4 separate regions of the Mus musculus genome follow, and all the other regions are linked to region 4. A link is a loop called in an ENCODE intact Hi-C map of the cell type or tissue named here. Cell type or tissue: left cerebral cortex. All regions are shown on one strand. Region 1 holds the start of Gm35782 (a long non-coding RNA gene). Region 2 has its middle 16 kb from the start of Fbxw4. Region 3 holds the start of Gm34922 (a long non-coding RNA gene). Region 4 has its middle 6.7 kb from the start of Lbx1.

The links. Hi-C counts contacts between places; a loop is a spot of excess contacts. Peaks named below come from ENCODE experiments on the same cell type or tissue, not always from the same donor. Only the 100,000 strongest peaks of a DNase experiment are listed, where the experiment ranks them.
Region 1: a loop joins it to region 4, with 3.0 times the contacts of the local background. A loop is called at or near these places in 4 of 42 quality-filtered maps.
Region 2: it touches region 4 in a loop (2.3-fold over the local background); 2 of 42 quality-filtered maps call a loop at or near these places.
Region 3: it touches region 4 in a loop (9-fold over the local background); 10 of 42 quality-filtered maps call a loop at or near these places.

What each region holds. Positions count from the first base shown.
Region 1 is chr19:45,073,225-45,075,724 of GRCm38, forward strand. Gm35782 (a long non-coding RNA gene) reads right to left here and starts at 1,885. Exons shown (of 4, transcript XR_877888.1): 1 at 1,798-1,885. It also overlaps a transcript of Kazald1 not described here. In left cerebral cortex, a CTCF peak has its summit at 1,121 (motif pointing right); DNase peaks (open chromatin) are centred at 1,131 and 1,962; H3K4me3 peaks cover 1,677 bases; H3K27ac peaks cover 1,212 bases.
Region 2 is chr19:45,674,597-45,677,096 of GRCm38, forward strand. No RefSeq gene overlaps it. Among named protein-coding and RNA genes, the nearest start is that of Fbxw4, 16 kb to the left of the region's middle. In left cerebral cortex, no CTCF peak of the experiment used is centred here; a DNase peak (open chromatin) is centred at 1,476; H3K4me3 peaks cover 812 bases.
Region 3 is chr19:43,613,862-43,616,361 of GRCm38, forward strand. It overlaps Nkx2-3 (NK2 homeobox 3), which reads left to right. Exons shown (of 2, transcript NM_008699.2): 2 at 445-2,031. The coding sequence ends at 1,184. It overlaps Gm34922 (a long non-coding RNA gene), which reads left to right and starts at 2,324. Exons shown (of 3, transcript XR_003952841.1): 1 at 2,324-2,500. In left cerebral cortex, a CTCF peak has its summit at 1,089; DNase peaks (open chromatin) are centred at 660 and 1,029.
Region 4 is chr19:45,228,906-45,231,405 of GRCm38, forward strand. No RefSeq gene overlaps it. Among named protein-coding and RNA genes, the nearest start is that of Lbx1, 6.7 kb to the right of the region's middle. In left cerebral cortex, no CTCF peak of the experiment used is centred here; a DNase peak (open chromatin) is centred at 1,173.

The DNA.
Region 1 (2,500 bases), 160 kb before region 4:
GAGATGGCTCAGTGGTTAAGAGCACCAGTTCACCTTCCAGAGGACCTGGGTTCAATTCCCAGCACCCACACAGCAGCTCCCAACTGTCTATAACTCCAGTTGCAAGGGATCTGATGTGCTCACCCAGGTACACTAAACACCAAGGCACATAAACAAGATTAGGGGTTTGGAGAGATGATAGGAAGGCAGGACACTTGCACCAAGCATGATGCCCTGATTCAATTCCTAGGGCTCATGGGGTGGAACAGAACTCCCATTCATGTGCACAGAGTGTGTACAATGCACTCAAACACGCGCAAACAAAAGTAATGTAGAAAAATACTCGGGGGCGGCAAGATGGTTCAGCAGGTAAGGGTGCTTGCTATGCAAATCTGATGATGACTTCAAGATGGAAGGAGATGGACTGAGTCCTGAAAATCATCCCGAGCTCCAAACACAAATATGTCTACACTCATATACATACACACCATAGGCACAAACCAGTAATAGATATTTTAGAAGAAGATGAACTATCAGGTGTTCATCTGAAGCACACCTCGTTCATTGATATGCCTGGCAGTAACCGCATCATGTGGACTAGAAGTAATTTCCTTTGCTTCAACAATAGGAAGCTAGGGCTGGAGAGATGGCTTAGCAGTTAAGAGCACTGACTGCTCTGCCAGAGGTTCTGAGTTCAAATCCCAGCAACCACAGGGTGGCTCACAACCATCTGTAATGGGATCTGATGCTTTCTTCTAGTGTGTGAGAACAGCTGCAGTGTACTCATATAAGTAAAAAAATTAAAAAAAAGGAAGCTTGTCAAACCGAGTCAACGTTTTAAACGTTTAAGTAACTCTTTTTCTGGTGCCCACGGTTGCTGCTTAACGTGTTTTAGAACTTCACCTGATAAAGTGCCGGACAAGAAGCACCTGGAGACAGGAGTAGCTAGGCTTTCAAACTGCCCTATGCGAACAAACTCCTTTCTAAAATATTATTATTGGGTCAGAGATACTGCTCGGTGACAACAGTTCTGGCTTAACTCTAAAAGTCCCGGGTTTAATCATCAGCAACGCAAGACTACTGTAAGAACGTTTTCAAAGTATAGACAGTATGCATTGTCACGAGTCGCAGCTGCTGCAAACCCACCAGAGGGCGCTCGTTCTCCGTCGAGTTAATCCCTAGCCTCTCATTAGTGACTGCATCTTTCAGAACCAGGGAGTCTTTCACTTTTAAAGCACAAATGCTTCCCAAGAACTTCCTTAGCAGTCGGTCTCGGGCGGGGGGTGGGGGTGGGGGTGGGGAGTACAGAGACAGAAGACACAGTGATTCCTACTAGAGGCGCGAAGACTAACAGTAAACGCCGGCAACGATTAAGATGGAAAGCGTGTCTAGGACCCTGACGCTGGGGATTTTGATAGTGGCTCCTAGGGCTGAAAGCTCACAGTTCCTCATTTAGACCTGGACAGCTCCCACTCTACATCGGGCAACGATCACCGCCCCCAGTTACAGCTAGGGACCTCCCCTAGAGTGTCTCCATTCCTCCACCAGGCAAGCCCTCCTCGCGCCTTTTCCAAAACATCCTGCAATTCTCGCTTCACTTCTGCTCCCAGGCCAACAGTTAACGCGTCCTCCAACCAAGGGATTGCCTAGCACCACCATCGGAATCTGCCTGCCCTCGTTCTTTCCTGGCTTAAAAGCCGCGGGCTTTTCCTTTTCTAGCTTGCCGTTGGGATTCTCGCGACAATCCCGAAACCTCGCGTGAAATTCGCTTCCCGTCTCCTCGGAGTTTGGGATTGCCTGTGTACAGCTCTCTTCTACCTTGTCGGAACCCCTCTGATCAGAGGCAGCGTCTCTGCTGACTGAACGCTCCTTTGAGGAGGGCTCGGCCAAAGTCAGAACTGCGCGGTGACTGCAGTGCTTCTTCCTCGCAGGGTAGAGCGGAGCCGCCGCAGGCCGCGGACGCACGCGCAGTCAGAACCTCTGACGCCTTCTGGGCGGGGCCTATATAAGCCCCACCCTTCCCTTGCCTAAAAGCCCGGTTTCCTTCTGCTCCTCCTCCTCCTAGGAGCTTGGATTGCGGTTTTTGGAAGCTGTTTGGGGGCCGGCGGGGGCGGGGCCTGCCATTCTCGGGGTGGTGGGCGGGCCTCCGGGGATGCTTTGCTTCCTGCCCCTAACCCAAAAGTGCCACCGTGGCGTTGGCGGAGGTCTCCAGACTGAACACTTTTGGCCCCGACATGCTCGAATTTTGCAACCTGTAATCCGGAGCCCAGAGACGCCCTATGGGGAGTCACCCGCCGGCCTTGCTGCGGCCGCTAGTCAGTTCCGACCTCTAATCACCAGGCTCCTCCGCGGGTTCAAGCACCTGCCCTATATTGGGAGGGAGGTAGCCAGATGTGGATGGCAGCTGGAAAAGCTTATAGTCTAGTCTGCGCCCCAGTGGAGAGACTGGGTGAACACAGCTGCAAACCGTGCCCAGAGGAAGCTGGCCCCGAGCCTGGCCTCCAGAAACGCCCATAGTGTT
Region 2 (2,500 bases), 450 kb after region 4:
AAGCAAATGTTTTTTAAAGCCACTGGGAGATGAGGATTCAGTGCAGTGGTAGACTGCTTGCTTGTGAAGTACAAGGCCTCAGGTTCAATGCCCACACATCACAAACCCCACCCCCCACCAACTAACGTAGAAGGCAACAACTATTCTTATGATTTCTGGTTTAGGATATTATTTTAAGGGGTATCTCTGGAATGCCCCCATGTCATCTCCTGTCACCCTGAGTGTTCTGTAATCTTCAATGAAACCCCATGTCTTTATGAAAACCTTTCTCCTTCGATGAGCTGCTCCTAAGTCAGACAGGCAGGAACATGCAAATACACATAAAACTCTCCTGGGAATAAACTTCTTTTTCCTCTTTTAAAACACTGTTAAGAAAGAGAGAGAGAGAGAGAGAGAGAAGAGAGAGAAAGAAAGAAAGAGAAAGAAAGAAGAGAGAGAGAGAGAAAGAAAGAAAGAAGAGAGAGAAAGAAAGAAAGAAAGAAAGAAAGAAAGAAAGAAGAGAGAGAGAAAGAAAGAAAGAGAGAGAGAGAGAGAGAATGAATTATCTATATGGATAGGTGTCAAAACCATAATGCTGAGTGAAATAATAAGCAAAATACGTTTGGAGCAGAGTGTACACTCTACAACATGATGTCCTTTATGAGTTATCACTAAGCTATCATAGCTATTTAAGGATCGCAATGGAAATGAAGAACAAAAATAGGGCTATATGCACGTCAAACTCATGGTAGAGGCTGGTCCTGGGAAAGGGGCGTGACCCTCCTGGGTTGTGATGAAAGGGACTTTTAGTCCCTTCTCTAAGACTTCTTTTCTTTTAAGGGGGGGGGGGAGCCATTAAGCTAAGATGGTTCACTTAAGTCAAAGTTAGAGGACATGAAGTGTCATTGAAATTCTTGTCTAAAATACAGACAGAGGTCCGAGAGCTCATCTTTGTTCTCCTAAATTGTCCTTTAGTCGTCTTTCCCTTAGCTAGTAGACTGGTTTTTGTTTTTTTTTTCCCCTCAGACTCTAGCCTGTCTCATTTTCTTTCAACAAGAGAGAAAGCTATTTCAAATTGATTAAATATTTCAAAATAGTTGTTACCTCCTGTTTCTTCCCCCACAGTAAACTTTTTCCTCCCAAGTTCTTGGGCTGTTGAGATGAAACCTGATCTCTGTGTGTATTAGATAAAGAGCAGCCACACCGCGAGTCTTGTGCAGAGCCGGTGGACGAACAAATAAATACATAAATAAACAAACAGGCGAGCAAGCGCCCAAGGCTCGGGCTGGCGCTGGGCAGGGCGGACAACAAGCCGCAGTTTTAGGAGCGGAGTTTTCTTTTTTTCATTCCGCAGACGTCGTTTCTGAAGGGTTTTGCCTATTTGACTTCTTCGCTTTGAGGAACTTGTCGAGAACAATCATTTTCGATCTGTCTTTCCCTCGGGGTCCCGTAAGGTCACTGGACATAAGATAGCTGTGAAATTTGACATTGTTCCCATTTAAATGCTTTCCCCAGCAAGTGCAAGAGTGCGGCCGCTCGCTCGGGTGTGGGGCTCGCGGCCGGGTGCTCTGAGCCTCGCCGGCCCTCCAGGCTTCAAAGCCTGCCATCCTTGATCTCCCCAAAGAATGTTTTTGAATTCTACGTCCATCTAGTGGTTGCCGGCAAAGATCTACTTGGCTTTTTCTTTCTTCCTTTTCTTTCACACTTGAGCAGTGAGATTCTGTTTGTGATGGGGGTTTTGCCCCCCTCGGTCTTTAATTCGTTCACAGGTGGTTTCAAAGTGTCTGTCCTCGGCCACTGCCTTCTATAAACAAGCAGGAATTCGCGGGCTGCCGTGGGCCCAGGCGCCCCTCTCCTCCCAGCGCCCTCCTGATCTCACTTTGAAAATAGACTGTTTTGTGGACAGTAAAGTACAGTTCCTTTTCAGAGATGAGATTAGAGGCTTGAGGGGAGTCTGGAGGGAGGGGAGTGTTTTTCTTTTTCTTCTGCTTTTTGCTTTTCTTTTTCTCACCGGAGAGCCTTTGTGCGCCGAGTCGTTTTAGCAAGCGCGAGAACTTTACTTATTTTACACTCAGTTGCGTCTTTGGTTAAGGATGACGCGGCGCGGAGCGCAAGGTGCTGGGAATTTGCTGATCCCCCCACCCCCCCCCACCCCCCACCCCCATTCCATCTCTGGCATCCTAAACTCGTGAGTAAAAAGATCAGGTGGTGACAGGAGCTAACAGCAGCCACGGGTCCAAAGGATCAAGTTTTCTAAGTCTAGAGAAGGACGAAGGACTTGGGTGCCTCGTCTCTCTTATCGCGCTCCCCTTTCAGTGAGTCCCCAAACGTTCTCCCCAGGTTCTACATCCTGTACGTGAGGTTTTAGAGGGAATGCCCTGCAGCAGCAGTTGAGGGGGTCATAGATACAGGCTGTTCCGAATTCCGTGAGGAAAAAACAAAACAAAACAAAAAAGTGTGTAGAGCCTCTCACTGCAGCTGTCGTTCAGAGTCCTGGGCCATGCATGGTGGGCTCCAGGAA
Region 3 (2,500 bases), 1.6 Mb before region 4:
TCTTGAGCTGCACATACGCCTTTCACTTAGATATTTCCAAAGAGAAACAATTTTTGCAATCAACCCATGCATCCAGGCCTCCAGTCCCCAATACCAACTCGTTCCACACCTTCAGGGGAGTGGAAGGCAAACGAGTTTGCAGATACGGGGTCCTGTTCCGCGGTCGCCTGAAAATTGTTATTAGCCCCTGGACCGGCACATTTAATCTATTTTCTCGCTGATGCTCAAATTTAATAAATGCGAGCTAATTACTCTCACCGAATACGCCTTCTCCCGGTGGAGGTGCTCCGCCTGACGCGGGGGGGATGGGGGGGGCGGAATTGGGCTCCAGAAACTATGAACTTTCCCCAAAACTAGCATTTACTACGGGAGTGTTTTGTGCCTCTGGGGCGCAGGGGTGGTATCCTGAGAACTAGAAAGGCTAATGTCTTGCTTCTCCCTTAGAAAGCTGTCAGTTGAAGAAGTCTCTGGAAGCGGCGGGAGACTGTAAGACGAGCGAGGACGGCGAGAGGCCGAAGCCGCGGAGCCGCCGGAAGCCCCGGGTGCTCTTCTCGCAAGCTCAGGTCTTTGAGCTGGAGCGCAGGTTCAAGCAGCAGCGGTACCTGTCGGCGCCCGAGCGCGAGCATCTCGCCAGCAGCCTGAAGCTCACGTCCACGCAGGTGAAAATCTGGTTCCAGAATCGCAGGTACAAGTGCAAGAGACAGCGGCAGGATAAGTCCCTGGAGCTGGGGACGCACGCGCCGCCGCCGCCACCCCGCCGCGTGGCAGTGCCGGTGCTCGTGCGGGACGGCAAGCCGTGCGTCACGCCCAGCGCACAAACCTACGGCTCGCCCTACGGCGTGGGCGCCGGCGCCTACTCCTACAACAGCTTCCCCGCCTACGGCTACGGGAACTCGGCCGCCGCAGCCGCTGCAGCCGCCGCAGCCGCAGCAGCAGCGGCGGCTTACAGCGGCAGCTACGGCTGCGCCTATCCGACCGGTGGCGGCGGTGGTGGTGGCGGCACGGCCTCCGCGGCGACCACCGCCATGCAACCCGCCTGCAGCGCCACCGGCGGTGGATCCTTTGTGAACGTGAGCAACCTGGGAGGCTTCGGCAGCGGCGGCGGCGCGCAACCCTTGCATCAAGGTGCTGCAGCCGGGTCCGCGTGCACGCAGGGGACTTTGCAGGGCATCAGGGCTTGGTAAGGCCTGGGCGGGACACGCGGCGGGCGTCCTACTGCACGCTGGGCACCGCGGGAATGAGACACGAGAAAGGACAGACCCAAGGGCCAGGTCCCCTCGTTAAAATAAAAATACAGACGTATCGCTCCTTCCAAGGGGCCATGGTCGCAGCTCACTCCAGGCCTGGGGCATGGAACTCAGCGGAGAAAGGATGCCCTGGTCCAGTCCTCAAGACTGAGACAGAAACACCGGCCAGGCGCCAGGGAAGAGGTGGCCTCCCATCCTGACTCTGCGGAGAGTGCGGGAGGCTGGGACTCCGGCTGTCGCTTGCTCTCCGGAGGAGGAGGAGGGCTTTTCTCTTCCTGCTTTCCCTTGGCCTTCTCCGAGTGTGGTCCGGGAACCGGACCGAACAAGGGGGGAGGGGGGAGAAAGAAAGAAAGAAAGAAAAAGAACAATTTAAAGAAAAAGAAAGGTAGTTGGAGAGAGAACGTGAAGGAGAGGAAAATGGGGTACTAGCTTGAGAAATTCCACCGATCCGCAGCCCCTTTTGCTTGCCCGGAGCGCCACAACGAAGTGGATTTTTCCTTTTCCAACTGTGTCCCTTCCAAGACAGACTCCGCCCGGATCCCTAGATTGTCAGGGGACTGTTCTTGGAGACCACCACCGCAGTGAGATCGAAAGTTGGGGGAAGGGAGGCAGCTGAGCAAATCCAAGACCTGTCCGCCCAACCTAGGTTGTCGCCAGGTTGGTTTCCTTTCTGTTTTGTATTCTGTATTCCGCACATTATCTCTCTATAACTATATCCACACGCCGTGTACACAGCCGCTGTCACACACTACAGGAGTCAATAAAGAAGGTGCAATATTTCTGAGCTGTTTGGCTTGCTGCAAGACTTGTTTAGCCCCAAAGACTGGGGAGGACACCCCCCACCCCCTAAACAGGATGGGAAGTGAGGGAAGTACCCTGGACATCTCTGCCTGGTGCCCCTGAGCAAGGCCCCTGGCTGCAAGTTTGGCTTCTTCTTCGGCATTGTTTGTTAATTTCTTTTTGGTGCTGTGAGCCGAGCAGGCTAGAGAGAGGCTCTGGGTCTCCTGGGGTCGGGGACTTTGTAATCACACACACACACACACACACACACACACACACACACACAACACACACCTCCACTACATTTTACCCAGATGCACTGACTTGGTGAAGGGGACCCGCCTTGGTCAAGCTGGGACTCTGTCCCACCTCCAGGGTCTCCGAGGAAGAAGAAAAGTTGGCCTCCAGGCTCAGCCTGGGGCGGCTCCTCCCTCGGCCGCCACCCGGTCTTGGGGCTTGCCCGGGGGCGCTGC
Region 4 (2,500 bases):
CCCTACCCACTCTACCCACTCAGGTTCCCTGTCCCCTTCCCTGGTGGCCTTACACTCCTTGACCTCACCTATACTGGCCTCTAATCTGGCTATTCCCTTCACATCTTTGAGGTCCCCTTGTGTCCCCTTCTAAATGTATATGTTTGGGGAGCAAATTTACTTCCAGCACAAAATGTCTCCAGGGTCCCAGGAAAGAGGGGTTGTTTGCTGGGGGTGGGAAGAAAAGCCCGGGTGTCCCTGGGTTCTGGTGTCTGAGAGCCAGCATGGCCGGATGAGTGGACTTTTCTGGACCCGTTGGCTCAAAGGGGTGGGGAGGAGGGGGGTCCCCGCGGCAAGCGGCAGGGGCGGAGGGGAGACGTGCGGCCCCAGCCCGTCCCTTTCAGGGGGGACTCATGCATCAAACTTCAATTTTCCGGACGATTGAATTAGTGATTTTTTTTCTCCTGAACTAAAATACACTTAAGTCTTTGGGATTAATTACCACGTTCTGGTCCCTCAGACTGGAGTATTACTTATCGGAGCTGCGTCTGACACTGGCCCGACACCTCGTAAAATAAGGAACTGCGCCTCCCGGCCTCACCCGGCGCCGACCGTCAGGCCACCGCGCAGGGGAAGGCGGAACCGCAAGGCGCAGAGGAGGCAAGCTCCAGCCGGGTAGCTCGACCTGTCCGCGCACGGAAGGGGCTCCAGTCTGTGAAATCAGTTACGTCCCAGGACTCAACAAGCCTCACCAAGGTCCAGAACTCAACCAAAAAGGGAGAGAGACAAAGCCTCTAATTGTCCTCCCTTGGTCAGCCAGGAACCGAAAGTGGTCTGCACAGGGCTGGGATTCCCAAAGAAATAAATCTGTATTGGTCCCAAGCGATCAAGGAACTCTGGGTGAAGGGCCGAGCCATAAAGAACTTCACCCAGAGTGGGCGTGGGGCCCACAGCTCTACACAGGGTCCATGTCACATTCAGACACGAAGAAACAGATATGCAAAGCCCACACAGCTCGTGCAGAGCCGGGACACTCCTCAGTGTGATAACTGCACACAGCCTCACCCTTAGGCAGGTACCCCGTGAGAGGCTCTTCGGTGAAACCTGGAGTTCAAGGCTCTCTTACGTCATAGGTCTCAGAGGCAAGACCTGGGCCAAGGCCATTTGAGCACCCCTGGGCTACTTGCTGGCTTCAGACTTCATCAGATAACTAAGAAGATGGCAGGCTAGAGTCCCGGCCTCCCTGGATTAAAGCCTTTACCCACACTTAACGTTTTCCCCACTGTCTGATGCTTAACCTAGCCTGGAGGGTGAGCCCCAACCTGCGGTGCTCGGCATGGCTGAAGTCAGGCCTGGATAACCTCACCCTGGCGCGCTTCCGAAGCACAGCGACAAGCGGGGCAGAAGCTCAGAATTCAGCGGAGCCGAGGTGACCGCAGAGTGGCTTCCTTACGTTGATCAGAGTTCCCGCACGTCTAGGGCTCACCGGCTGGGGCTCAGCCTCAGGTGTCCCTCCCCTCCACATGGTCACTCTTTCCTTCAACTGGACTTCCCTGCCAGCCCACAGACACAACGGATCACTTTTGTCTCTCAAGGCCTGAGTCTTAGGCCTCCTCCTCCAAGAAGCCATTTCCACCCATGAGCCCGAAGTTGGGTCTTGGCCTTTTGCAAGCAGCCCTCCCTCATGGTCACCGAGGATTTCCTAACGTTCATCGTTGCTTCCGGGCCTGCAGATTAGATTAGGAGCTTCTTGAGGGCAGCGACCAGCTCTGCTTGCGTTTCAATTTCCCTAGACACCTGCACACAATAAATATTTGCTGAATCGATTCCCCCCTTTTACTTTATTAATCCTTCTCCTTCCGTCTTCCTCTCTTTCTTTTCCTCCTTCCTTCCTCCCTCGTTATTTTTTATTTCTTGGTTATATTCAATTGTCATGTTTTTCAGGCTCATTAAATCCATTTAGAGACAAAAGAATAAAAGGCAGAAGAGAAAAGGGAGGGGGAGAAAGGGAGGGGGAGGGGAGGGGAGGGGAGGAGGCCAGAGAAGCAAACAAATAACCCGCTTTAACTAGACGGGCGGATAAATGGCCCCGTTTCTCCTCAGCCCCGATGCGCCTGCTTAGCTGCGCGCCCCGCGGGCGCCGCAGCTCCGGTGGGCTCAGCCCTGGGGCCGCCGCCCCCAGCCCGAGGGGACCCAGCAGGGCCCAGCCCAGGGTCTGGAAGCGCGGAGCGGCCGGAGGTGCCAGGGCTGCTTCATTGGGATTCATGGGCGTGTTGGGCGGGCGGCCCGGGGGCTCCGGGCGCGGGGTGGGGGCCGGGCGGGGGGGGGGTGGAGTGCGCGGCGGGCGCAGATGCCCGGGTGACCGCCGCGCCGCGGTCCCTGCGCCGCCTTTGTGCCGGGGAGGCGCGCGCGGGGACCTAATCCATCAAATTGTCTACAAATTGTGAAGAAAATTCAAAAACCATATGGTCGCCAGCGCTGGCGCGCTCTGGGCTGCGGAGGGCCGCGGCCGTGCCCGCAC